Linked DNA regions of Homo sapiens: all the other regions are linked to region 4. The links are chromatin contacts, found by Hi-C or POLR2A ChIA-PET in ENCODE. All regions are on one chromosome and are shown on one strand. The core of a region is the stretch at or near the end of the contact, and the rest is flanking DNA. Distances in the headings are between cores, read along the strand shown.

Region 1 (2,826 bases), core at 229-2,728, 210 kb before region 4:
TTCTCTCCAAACTTATCTCCAAAGGCAGAGAGGATGGAGGCTGTCTGGAGGCTCCTCCTGGCATATTTAACTCCCTCCTGTCCCCCTCCTACTTGCATATATGGACTTCTGCACTTAGGCGCAGGCTTCTCTGCCTGAGGTGGCCCATTCTCAAATGCGGGCCCCTGCAGGCCAGAAATCTCTCCTCCCTCTCTTTACACAACCTTCTGAGTCTCATGTGTAGTAGGTGCTCAATAAGTGTTTGCTGAATTGAACCCCGTTTTTCCACTGAGAGAGACTAAGGCATAAAGGCTTCAGATCACGCAGTTCATGGAGCCACTGGGGCTTCTCTCCCTCACCTGGCCTGATGTTTTCAGGCGGGGTGCGGTGGGTCAGGCCTGTAATCCCAGAACTTTGGGAGGACGAGGTGGGCGGATCACTTGGGCCCAGGAGTTGGAGACCAGCCTGGGCAACATGGTGAAACTCCGTCTCCACCAAAAATACAAAAATTTTGCTGGGCGTGCGGGCGCACACCTGTGGTCCCAGCTACTCGGGAGGCTGAGGTGGGAGGATCGCTTGACCCCGGGAGGCGGAGGCTGCAGTGAGCCGAGATCCCGCCATTACACTACAGCCTGGGCGACAGAGCAAGACCCTGTCTCAAAAAACAAACAAACAAAAAAAGTTTTCCTTAAGGAAGGGATGGACTGGGGAGGCCTGGCTTGGGGGTCACTCCTAGGTGGCGACGCAGACCCTGAGCGCTTGCTTTGCAAGGGGACGAACTGAGCCATCTTTTTGCTATCATTTATCCGTCCCAAATAAGCAGCTCTCAGAAAGTTTCCGTTTTGAAACTTCTCCGACACTCCTATCCCGGGCTGGCTCCGGGCGCCAGAGCCGAGAGGAGTTACCTGCGAGACCAAGCCCCCCCGCCCCCGCCGCCCGACCCCCGCAGGAGCCAGGAGGGTGCCGGGCCGCGCAAGTGGGGTGCTGGGCCTAGACAAGAGGCTGCAGGACACCACCCGCTCCCCCCATGCTCAGGACTGCTGACACACGAACCCCTACAAACGCGGCCGCCCTTGCCCGCCAGCTTGGCCCCTAGCTTCGCCCCTTCTTCCTCTCCTTCGACCACCCCGACCCCCCTCCCCAACGTACCGATCCAGTCCCCGACCCTGGGAGACTCACCCTGCCACTCCAGGAGCCGCTCGGGGGTAAGCGCCGCCGCCACACCCTCGGCGCAGCCCCGCGGCGCCCCCAGCAGCAGCAGCAGCAGCAGCGACGGCGACAGCAGCATCGCTAACCACTGGGCTCTCCGGGAGCCCCTTGTCCCGGGAGCCCCTTATCCCGGGAGCCCAGAGCCGCGTCCCAAGCACCCGGCCCCGCCGCGCGGAAGCGGATCCGTAGCCTCCTCCGCGCCCCACCCCCTCCGGGGGCCTTGCCAGCCCAGAGCCCTGGAGACCCACTCCGCCACCGCTGTCTCCACAGTGAACCGACACTCGGGGCTCTGGGCTGGGATGCGGGAAAGTCGCGGAGGTTTTCCTCGCCCCACCCACTGCGGCTTGGGGAAGGAGGAGGAGGAGGGGTGGGCCATCTGCCCATCCCAGAAATTCCTGCCTTTGGGGTGGGGACAGGCGGAGTGAGGCTGCTCGGGTCACACTCTCCGCTCCTCTAGCTTGCAGCCCTGCTCTCTCCTTTCTGGGGGAGGCCGAAGAGGAGTTGTGGGTGAGCGATTTGAGAATCTCCGGGACAAGGAGCCTGACATCCGGGTTTGCAAACCACCTGGATTCTGGTAAACACCGCGGATTTGCAGCGGGCAGCCTAGAGTGAACCCAGCTGCTCCGCGACGCAGGCGCTTTGGGAGGGTCCTGGACTCCTTTGACTTGTGGAGCACTGGAGACACCTGAGGGGCCACGCCGTGGTCTCCACCTTCCTTGCCCCAGAGTAACCCGGAGATTCTTCTATTCAGCTCCTTCGGTTTTGAAATAACCTCCTCTTTCCAACTCCTTTGATCCCCCAAGCCCCGCAAAGTAGCCGGGGTCCCTATTATCCCATTTTTACAGCTGAGAAACCCTGCCCAGAAAGTCGAAGTGCTTTGCTCTAGGTTACTTCCTAATCCAGCAAAAGTTACTCTCTAGCAAGTAGGACAGCCCTGGCTAGAATGTAGTCGTTCTAACTGTCCTCCTTCAAATAACCAGCAGAACACTGGAAGCGTTTAATATTCTGAGAACAGGCTCATATAAGACCTTTCCTCAGCGGGACCTTGACATTAGTCATTAAAACATAAGAGAGGGGGAGGGGAGGGGCAGAAAGCAGAGCCTGGAAGGAAATGCCTAGCAGGGAGCAAGATTGAAGGTCAGAGCCAAATGGGGAAGAAGGGAAAGTGGTTGCCTTGGCCATGGCCTTAACAAAAGGTGCTCAGTCCTGCAGGAACCTCAGAGAGCCTCAGAACTGTCTGTCGAGGACAAAAGGGGCAAGCGTTTATCCATGGACTTTATCCTTCCCTGTTGGTAAGGGAGATCCTAGGGTTATTAACTCCTCTGCACTGTTCTACAGCAGTGGTGAGTTTCAGTCATGGTCCCATACCTTGTCTCTTAGAAGCCCTGGGTGCATAGCATGGCAAAAGGTGAGGCGCTGTCAGGTTGTTTCTCAGAGGGTTGGGGGGTGGGGGACAGCCGGGGGAAACAGGCTGCAGAGGGGGCTGGAATAAGAGGTGGGTTGAGAGGATGTGAGAGGTTCCAATGTGTGTAGAGTTTATAACATATCATTACATGTAGAATTCAGCATCCTTGCTTGAAAACATGCAGAAAAGAGATGCTTTAAGCCTAGTAGATTACACAGACTTCAGCCACAAAC
Region 2 (3,027 bases), core at 59-2,558, 130 kb after region 4:
CCTGTGAAGTGGGCACTATTATCTTTACTTAGCAGAAACTCAGACTTAGGGAGGTTAAGTGAAAAAGCATGCAAATGGTAGAGCCACAACTTAAGCCATAGTCTTTCAATTAGGTAGAGTGCAGGCGGAAGCATGGACCAAATGGTTCAAGGAGGTAAAATGTGAAACGTGCGTTATCAGGGCCTAAGGAATATGCTAAGGGGCAAACTTTTCAGTGGAAAAAGTAATAGTATGTCTTATTATCATGATTTTTTTTATAATGAGTTTTAAAAAGCGAATTGGATTTCCCTGAGAGAGGGCTGCTAGATTTAGCAAATTCAAAAATGCAGTGTGATGAAAATCTGGGACATACTTATACTAAAAAATTATTCACTGTTTATCTGAAATTCAAATTTAACTCAGTGTCTAGTATGTCATCTGTGAAAGCCTTTATAAAACAAACAAAAAAACACTAATACATTCAAGAGCTACAATTCCCACATCTGAAATCTGGACACTGTGGGCCACATGTCTTTGGGAGGCCAAGTAAAGGGAAGTGTAGTGAGGCCACAGCTGTTCTTGACGGGCTTTCTTTTTCCTAGTAGCAGACACAGCCCTTGACTCCAGGGACCTAGCTTTCACCATGTAGGCCACTTAAGATGTCACTGCCTCAAAACTCCAGACCTTCTCTATATGGATGCTATGAAGATTAAATATGACTGAGGTTTATACATCCTTAAAATATTTATTTATTGGGTGAGTACTTTATAAATATATTCTCAGAAACCTGGATCAGATAGACTCTTACCCTCCTAAGAAAGGTCTCAAAAATAAAAGTACTAATATATGGTGAGCCCAGTTGACAGTAATCTCTAAAAATAAGGAAAAGTAAAAAACTAGAAGTATGTTCAAAACCTGAAGTGAACTATGGAACATGTAATGAGATGCCAAAACGGTCCCTAGTAGAAAAAGTGGACAATCACGATGAATTGTACAGTTTTCAAATGGCTATGTATGGGTAGATTTTAAAATATCATCATCATGACTCATAGATCCTACCTGACCACAAATACACAGAGATAACATAACATAAAAATGGGCCAATACCTTACTTATACATACCAATTTACCTTTCTGCTACTCTCCACTAAACCTCCAATCTCTGTAGCTTGAAGACGTTTACTTTCTTTAAAACAACAACAAATTGGGACTGTTTCAGGCAGTGTTCATTTAAATATCTTCTATGCACAAGTTTAATCTTCAAACTTTAACAAAACCCAATCTACTAAACACAAATTGCTGTGAACAGAAACTGCCTGAAGAGGATTAATCAACAGCTTTGTATGTCATCCTCTAAACAAGGCCAAACACTGAATCACTGTTGAATTCCTCACGTGCAGCTACACCCAGTTAATCTTGAAGAAGGCAGTAAACTATGTAAATCTACTTAAACTGGGAAGATAAGTACTTCCCTCATCAAAAGTTAGCAACATTTAACAAGTACAACTATTGGAGGGCAAGACCATTAAACACACACAGATATAAACACACACATACACACATGCAGAAAAATTTTGCATTCACTCCCCTACCTCCAAAACCCTACTGGAAACCACTAGGACAACATACTGCTTAGCAAAAAAGGCCTTCCTACATGCCACGATGTGCAGAAACCAAAGTATGGTTGGTTTGTAACTTAGCTACCTCAAGAAAGCAGTTCCAAAATGGAAGGAAACAGGAAGAGGAGTAGCTAATAAAAGAATTCAAGAAACAACACAAAGGAAAAATGAAAATACCAATTTTCTATATCTAAAAGCCTTTGAGTATAAATCACTTTTTTTGTTTCAAAACACACTAAAATATTTTCATAGCTACAAAAGTCCTGATAAATGGTTTCATTTTGGTTTTTGGGGTGCTCTTTTCATACGATCAGATTGGATTTGCTTAATGAACACCATATACTTCAAAGTCACAGTCAACAGTAATAGAACGTACACATTTGTCCACTGAGACTTGAACCAATCATCTTTATTTAGATACTGCCTACTCGGTTATCACTCCATTCAAAAGCTTCTCACTTTGACTTGAGCTGAGCAGGTGTATTTCTAATGTGCTCACAGGCCTGTGAGGCAGGAAAATCCTGTTGATCCCAGATGATGCCAGAGATCAGTACTCCCTGATGCCCTAGCTACACTACGTGGGGGCAGGTGAGAGATGAGTACCAACCACCGCTGCTTTAACTGAAACTAGCTCACTCCTACACAGTCGACCCTCCGTATAAAGAGGTTCTGCATCCGCCTACTGTGGATTAAAAATATTTCAGGGAAAAGCAATAAAAATAGCAATAAAACAATTTGAAAATAATACAGTATAACAATTATTTACATAGCATCTACATAGTATCAGGTATTATAAGTAATCTAGAGATTAAAGAATACGAGAAGATGTACATAGGTTATATACAAATACTACGCAATTTTATATCAGGACCTTGAGCCATCCTGGAACCAATCTTCCTCGGATGCTGAGAGATGACTGTATATGTAAAATGTAGAAAGCTTTAAGAGTTGTACAATCATTCAGTACAGCCACATTTTTATATCAATGCTGCTTCCAAACATCACAAACTTACCATCTGTATCATCCATTTGCTTCATCATTCACCTCCTAGCTCACAAGTTCTCCCTCCCCAAAAAGGTGGGAGGAATCCCTAAACTGGACTTCTGAGATTAGAAGGGTGATGGGCTATGATGCAGATAAGTTCTCTATGGGTTGCTATTGAGCAGTACATGTAGGCAGGCAGCCGTAGTGTGGTGGCTTGGAAGGGAGTGATTGTCAGGGTTCAAATCCTGGCTCTGCACTTTGAGTTGAATAGACTTTGGGCAATTTGCTTAATCTATGCCTCAGTGTTCTTAATTGTAAAATGGATATACAAATATTGCCTGCCTCACAGGGCTTTTAAGATGACTAAATGAGTTAATCTGCCAAAAACATTCAGAACAGCAATCAGCAGGTAGTGAAGTACTCAATGAAAGTTAGCTACTACTA
Region 3 (2,985 bases), core at 110-2,609, 200 kb after region 4:
CCAACTTCAGGGATGTTAAAGAATGGGGAGGAAAGGTGTGCATTAGAATTAAAGAAATGTAGTAGCCATTTTCCTAAAAGAATAAGGTGATATTATATATATGGGTCTGGGTCACTCAACAAATATTTATTAGTGGGTATCCACTACATGAGTAACAAAGGTTTCAAAGAAATTGAAGGCACGACCCCTGCTCACAAGTGGCTCATTAACAATATCTCTGAGAACATGGATTCATGTTTCTATCTGATTTAGTTTTGGACTGTTTGCCAACATGGTTATGGCACAGTTACAAAATGGTTAGACAGGTAAATGCACCCTGCTCCAATCTTGAGTAGGCGTTTTTACTGCCTAGCATTGGAAGTTTATCTATGAAAAGTCAGCCTTAATATAAGTAAACTTATTTTCATTCCTTCAATTTCAACAAAAAACATACAATCTATTTTCTGATTACTTTGATTAGCTTTCACTCAAACTAATAGTATTATGTACAGTATGTGGGACAGGTAAATTTGATCATTTGGTTAAAATGTATAGATTAAGTAGATATTATTAACTTCTATTTGGGGCAGGAAAGTTTGAGGTAACTTCATCTTGAAGGCTTTTAAAAAATCTACAATGTAAGACATCATTAAAGTAATTTGTATCCATTAATTCAACTTTGAAAAGTGAACATATATTTTGGTCAAGAGAGATTCAAACTCTTGCATGAAAGGAAGTATCAGGGGTTAGCTAAATCATGGCTCACAGAAAATATTATTTGTTAGCATTAGTTTTGCCTTTACCCATGGATAGGGCTACCTGTGTTAGAATTATTATATATACATATGCCAAAACCCAGCCCCAGAGGACCCTTCAACACAGTCTCTAATGCCATTTCTTGGGAAATGTTCTGTTACCATCATCTAAAAGAATACAGGTTTCCCCTCCAAAGACAGAGCCACTTGGATTCATGCCTTTGTACTTTTCTTGGAATACCCTCATCCCTGATTTGGGTCCTGGTAACTGTTTACAAGAAAACACAAAGAGAATCTTAGGAAATAAACTACATACAAATTAGACATATCATAGGTGCCCTTTCAAATTCCACATGGTCTGGCTCATCTTTACACATTAAATCATTCTTTCATTGCACTTGCAATCTCTTTTCTGAGTTTACCCTCGTTTTCAACCTTAACTCAAACCAGCGTCCTGTCCTCTTTGTCAGAGAGGCAGGACAGGACCCAGAGCTTCCCGCCTGGGGCTGTTTCTCATCTCTTTGGTTCTTGTTGCCACCCAGCCCTGACTCCAGGCTTCCCTGGAGTCCGCCCACACAAGGTGTCTGCAACTCGGGGCTGCAGGGCCTTGAGAGCTTCCAACCATTCTCTAAATGTGTTGTTTCTTTAGTGGGTTCTAATTTCTTCTCAGTTGGCTAACACTCTGCAAGAATCACTATCCAACGCTTTCTAGTTTCCCATCTTGGTACCCACCTCTCCACAGACCCTTTTCTTCAGGGAGTCACTACCCTCAGCATTTCTACCCAGACCTTCTGTTTCCTCTCAGGACTTTATTGGTATTCTGTAACTAACTCTCAAACAAGCGTATCAACGCAGAAATGATTCTGGGGAAGTACCCAAAGAGCTGTCATGAGATAACATAGAATTACAGGGCAGACTCATTCTGGAATGTAAGTTGGAAAGAGGTTAACAGATTTCAAAAAGCTGAAATAAAATAAAGGAGACGAAAAGTTGACCTCGTAATGAATAGACACAACAGTGAAAATCAGGGAGGGGCTAGAAATTTCTGAAAGGAGGAATGATAAAGAAGATTCTTAATAAAAAATGTCTGGCCTGTACTGGCAACATCTGAAGCCTTATGCTGGTAACTAGGATTTCATTGAGTATGGTACTCCAGAGCCAAGACAGTAAAACTGCACAGATATATTTTTAAACCCATGAGGCTGTTGTGTGGGTGTAGATGTAAAAGAAAAACAAATGCAAGCTGGTGTTCTGCTTGGAACAGCTCCACATCACACTCCCCAATATTATTCTATAAACCCAATTTATTTTTACTTCCTAGCGTATGTTAATTATCTGTATTATAGAGTTTTTCGATTGTCAGTAGAAAACAACAACATTATTTACTTCTCACAGTACACAGGTATTTTCCTGATTATATGAAAAAGTATAACATTTATAAATTAAATTTATTCTATTTATCAACCACATCAATTTGTTGTCCTCTTCCTTTTTCCTATTACTTACTCTAACATAAAATATGTTCATACTTATCTATGTTTTATATTTTAACAATAGTGATTTGCATACATATAAATTTTCTAGAACAGTGCCCATCACATGGTAAATATTTAAAAATGTTACCTGTAATCACTATCATTACTATCGTTATTGTTAATAACAATGTTCCTTATTATAGTAAATTCTATCATAGTCTATACCTGCCAGGAAATTCCTACAGCTATGCAAGATGGATGTTGCCTCATCCATAGAACATTTTTTATCTTTCCTGGACAGAAATTAGGTCTATTTCTCTAGTTTTTCTGCAGATCTCTCTCCTGATACCATCCGTGGCCCTCATCTTAGATTGTTAATGTCTGTTTACTATATTCTATTTCCTGTATCAGACTGTACTGTACTCGCTCTCAGAGTGGGGGGGGTATGACCAACCTATGAATCCCCCATATGCCTAGTTAAGAATATCTGTGCAATGAATGTTATAATGTAAGAAAATGTAACAGGAAACCAACATGGTGTAATTCTTGCCTTCAGTTCCAAGAATGGTCTCTCTCGGACCCATGTCTTTTTATTTCAACATTTTTATACAGTATTAGAAAGCATCTGTCCACAATAAAATCTCCAAATCTGCATATAGCACCCTACCCTTTCATTGCACTGACATACTGAGCTGATGGGGATAAGCTGTGGGAAAAGTGGGACAGAAAAGTGACAGATGATCTTCAATATCCATAAGCAAGACTTAGCCCACTAA
Region 4 (2,792 bases), core at 178-2,677:
ACCTACTTGACATCTCAGGCTTTTTGTGGAAGGGGCAGGGCGATTGAGAGGTCGGTGACCTTTGTCCCAATGGCGCTGGCTCTTTTCCTTTTTGGCTACCCTAATGGAATGAGGATATAATCAGTCATATCTTAACATTCATTGAGCCCCGGCTCAGGCTGGGAGGCACTGCCTTTCTCCTAGTGAATTTTAAATCAGTATTTGTGGGATTTAAGCTCCAGCGGATAAACCTAGAGCCACTGGCCATGAAGGGTGTGGCAGTGGGGTGAAAAACGGGACTCCCGCCTCCACTCCCTGGCTTTCCTCATTCCAGCCACTATAGAGGGGAAAATACGTAGACCACAGAGCAACGGCCACACCCTCTTTCCTCTCCTCCAACCCCAGAATTCCACTTCAGTCTCAGAGCTTTCAGCTAGGTGGGGTTTATCCCCAAACATGCCACAACCCCTCTAGTTATATGGGAGCGGTAACTGTGAACCACCATCGCTGGCTTGATCCTCCCTTTTCCGTGGATTGGTGCTCCTGAGTATGTTTACCGGTTTCAGTACATAACACAGCCAGATAGAGGGCCGCGGACTTCAGCGGCGAGAAGCTACAACAAAAATAGGGTGAACAAAAACGAAGGTGCCCAGGAGCCTGAATTGCATTTCTTTCTTACCTTTGGTCATAGAAAGGAGCACTTAGGTGTTTGGCTGGAACGCAAAGTGAGACCAGAGCTTACATTCTTAGCAGCCTGGGTTTGTCTCGAGAGGCCATGCTTCTCTCCTCCCTGACATTTTGCTCTCAGAAGCACCAGTTAGCATCAGAGGAATGTTGTTTCCTTCTCTGAAACAGCCATCAAGTACCAGCGATTTCTTGGCTCCGGCAAGTTAAGTGCTCTGACCCCTCCCTTATCTAACTCACCCCGCACACCATCCACATGGCAGGGGACGCAGCCAGAAATGGAGCGGACTGCATCTTTTCCTTGCCCACTCTTTTTATCACCATGACAGAGCCACTGGACACCAGGAAATAAATACTGAACCACCACACTAAAACGTTTACTCCACTTTGGGCAGAAGGAGCCTATTTTGCATATTAAGTGCCTCCTATAAAGCAGTCAAGTGAGGGAAAGAGGAGTTCTCGCTCCTCCGTGAATGCTGCACGGGAGCCTCCAGTCGGGAACAGCTGAACAGGTAGCTCTGAAAGAGGACCTTGGTCATAAACGCATAGATAAGATTATCCCGAGGTTCTCGCCCACATGCTTCCTTACCACAGGTGGGAGGGCTGCTGTTAGGCTGTCTTCCTTGCTGAGCATTGACAAGCAATGAAATAGTTGAGGCGTAGCAGCAAGAAAGGAGGAAGAAAAAGGGCCTGGTTTTTTGGTCTTTAAGAACAGACCACTAGTGGTGTATTTTGGGCTGGATATTTGCTGAGCCGACCGTTGACGTGCTGAGCTGACGGTTGACGTGCTGAGCTGAGGGTTGACGTCTCTGGTCATTACACAGATTTAAATAACCAGCAAAAGTGGGGTGGAAAGGTTTTTCCAATTGTTTTCAAGGAAATGTATTTTGAGGATATATTGAATCTGACATAACTTTCAACTCACTTTCAAACCAATCTACTGAGCTGAAGAAAGAGATCAGAAATGAAATGAAATTCTGATATACACTTAATCGACTTAAAAAAAATTGACAGGAAAAATAAAATTTCAGATGTTTTTTATTCAAAGGTTCTCAAAAGAAATAAAACAGAAAAGCTAACAATCTGATCAAATGTACAGTTCAAAAATGTCTTTTGGCGTTTAACAACAAGTCCTAGGAAAGAAAACTACAGAGTTATCTTGAACCGGACAAATAAGTTACCACTGGCAAGTCTGTGGCACTAGTAAAACAAAAATAAAAAATTAACTCTCTTGATCATATAGATATCTCTATGAAAATCTTTTTTTTTCAATCTGTACAAAAGGTCTTTCTTCATAAATTAATTTTTTTATAATTTAATGGCTGTCTACTATGTGATGTTTAACTGATTTTTTTTTTTTTATGTACAGAGGTTATGTTTCCCAAATCTTACCCAGACGAGTATGGCACTTAGTTCAGACATTTCTAGCAGCAGATTTCCCCTCCCCTCTAACCGAGCTATCAAATTTCTGTCTTAACTAATGCAAAAATATCAAGTAGTGAGAGACCCAGGTTTATAACTGTACTAGGTACACAGAGGGTGCTGCGTTCAGTCTGGACTTTCACAAAGCAGTAATATTCCAGGGAGCATAGAACCAATAATACCACAACTTTAAAAAAATGAAACAAAAACAAAAACAAAAACACATTTCTCTTATGACTATGTAATTTTCACTAGAATCTACACTTCTCAGAGCAGCAAGGACTTTTGAAACTATGAAATGTCACTGACATCTATCATCAAATACAAGCATAAAATTTAAGAACTAAAAAATACTTGAAAGAAATAACTGCTTAGCCCTAGCTCCTGAGCTAGGAGGATTTGGTCTGTGGAAACAGGGAGGGCCAGCAACCTGTCCCAGCACAAAAGAAAATAGACTCTGAGGTAGATAACTGATCATACACAGCTGACCAGACAAGTACACAGTTTTGGAAGACAACTTAATTTACCATTGCTTTTAAAACATATGCAATTGCCTTAATAAAAGAGCTTTAATAACAGTGAATTATCTTATATGTACTAAAGTAGAAATAACTGTGTATTTATGAATCAGGAATTTCATAGTTTCAAAATTGGTTTTCTTTACACTTGAACACTTGTAGTGATGATGTAAAGTGTGGCACTGCTTG

Evidence for each region. A loop is a pair of places that touch in the nucleus more often than their neighbours do. ChIA-PET counts read pairs that join two places held with the same protein, here RNA polymerase II (POLR2A). Pooled maps may share reads with other maps.
Region 1: a loop to region 4 is called in a map of chondrocyte, with 2.0 times the contacts of the local background. The contact joins the promoter of PLA2R1 here to the promoter of LINC02478 in region 4. A Hi-C loop is called at or near these places in 1 of 168 maps with a recorded cell type or tissue (chondrocyte).
Region 2: a loop to region 4 is called in a map of PC-9, with 4 times the contacts of the local background. The contact joins the enhancer-like site here to the promoter of LINC02478 in region 4. A Hi-C loop is called at or near these places in 19 of 168 maps with a recorded cell type or tissue (B cell, CD4-positive, alpha-beta memory T cell, IMR-90 and 13 more) and 29 of 50 pooled maps. POLR2A ChIA-PET finds 5 or more read pairs at or near these places in 10 of 52 experiments (AG04450, CD4-positive, alpha-beta T cell, CD4-positive, alpha-beta memory T cell and 6 more).
Region 3: a pooled map shows a loop between it and region 4 (2.7-fold over the local background). The contact joins the enhancer-like site here to the promoter of LINC02478 in region 4. A Hi-C loop is called at or near these places in 6 of 50 pooled maps. POLR2A ChIA-PET finds 5 or more read pairs at or near these places in 3 of 52 experiments (AG04450, OCI-LY7 and naive thymus-derived CD4-positive, alpha-beta T cell).

Annotation. Positions count from the first base shown.
Region 1 is chr2:160,061,137-160,063,962 of GRCh38, forward strand. PLA2R1 (phospholipase A2 receptor 1) reads right to left here and starts at 1,479. Exons shown (of 30, transcript NM_007366.5): 1 at 1,159-1,479. The coding sequence starts at 1,267.
Region 2 is chr2:160,402,148-160,405,174 of GRCh38, forward strand. All of the region lies in intron 1 of RBMS1 (RNA binding motif single stranded interacting protein 1), which reads right to left. Among named protein-coding and RNA genes, the nearest start is that of MIR4785, 4.2 kb to the right of the region's middle. Within about 2 kb of position 1,309, at least 8 of the 41 ENCODE cell types and tissues checked have a DNase peak (open chromatin) inside an H3K27ac peak, as active enhancers do; they include CD8-positive, alpha-beta T cell, PC-9 and sigmoid colon, where a contact is called at or near this core.
Region 3 is chr2:160,468,117-160,471,101 of GRCh38, forward strand. All of the region lies in intron 1 of RBMS1 (RNA binding motif single stranded interacting protein 1), which reads right to left. Among named protein-coding and RNA genes, the nearest start is that of RBMS1, 24 kb to the right of the region's middle. Within about 2 kb of position 1,360, at least 2 of the 41 ENCODE cell types and tissues checked have a DNase peak (open chromatin) inside an H3K27ac peak, as active enhancers do.
Region 4 is chr2:160,270,468-160,273,259 of GRCh38, forward strand. LINC02478 (long intergenic non-protein coding RNA 2478) reads right to left here and starts at 1,428. Exons shown (of 2, transcript NR_103775.1): 1 at 1,253-1,428. RBMS1 (RNA binding motif single stranded interacting protein 1) reads right to left here. Exons shown (of 14, transcript NM_016836.4): 14 at 1,684-2,792. RefSeq lists an enhancer at 1-245.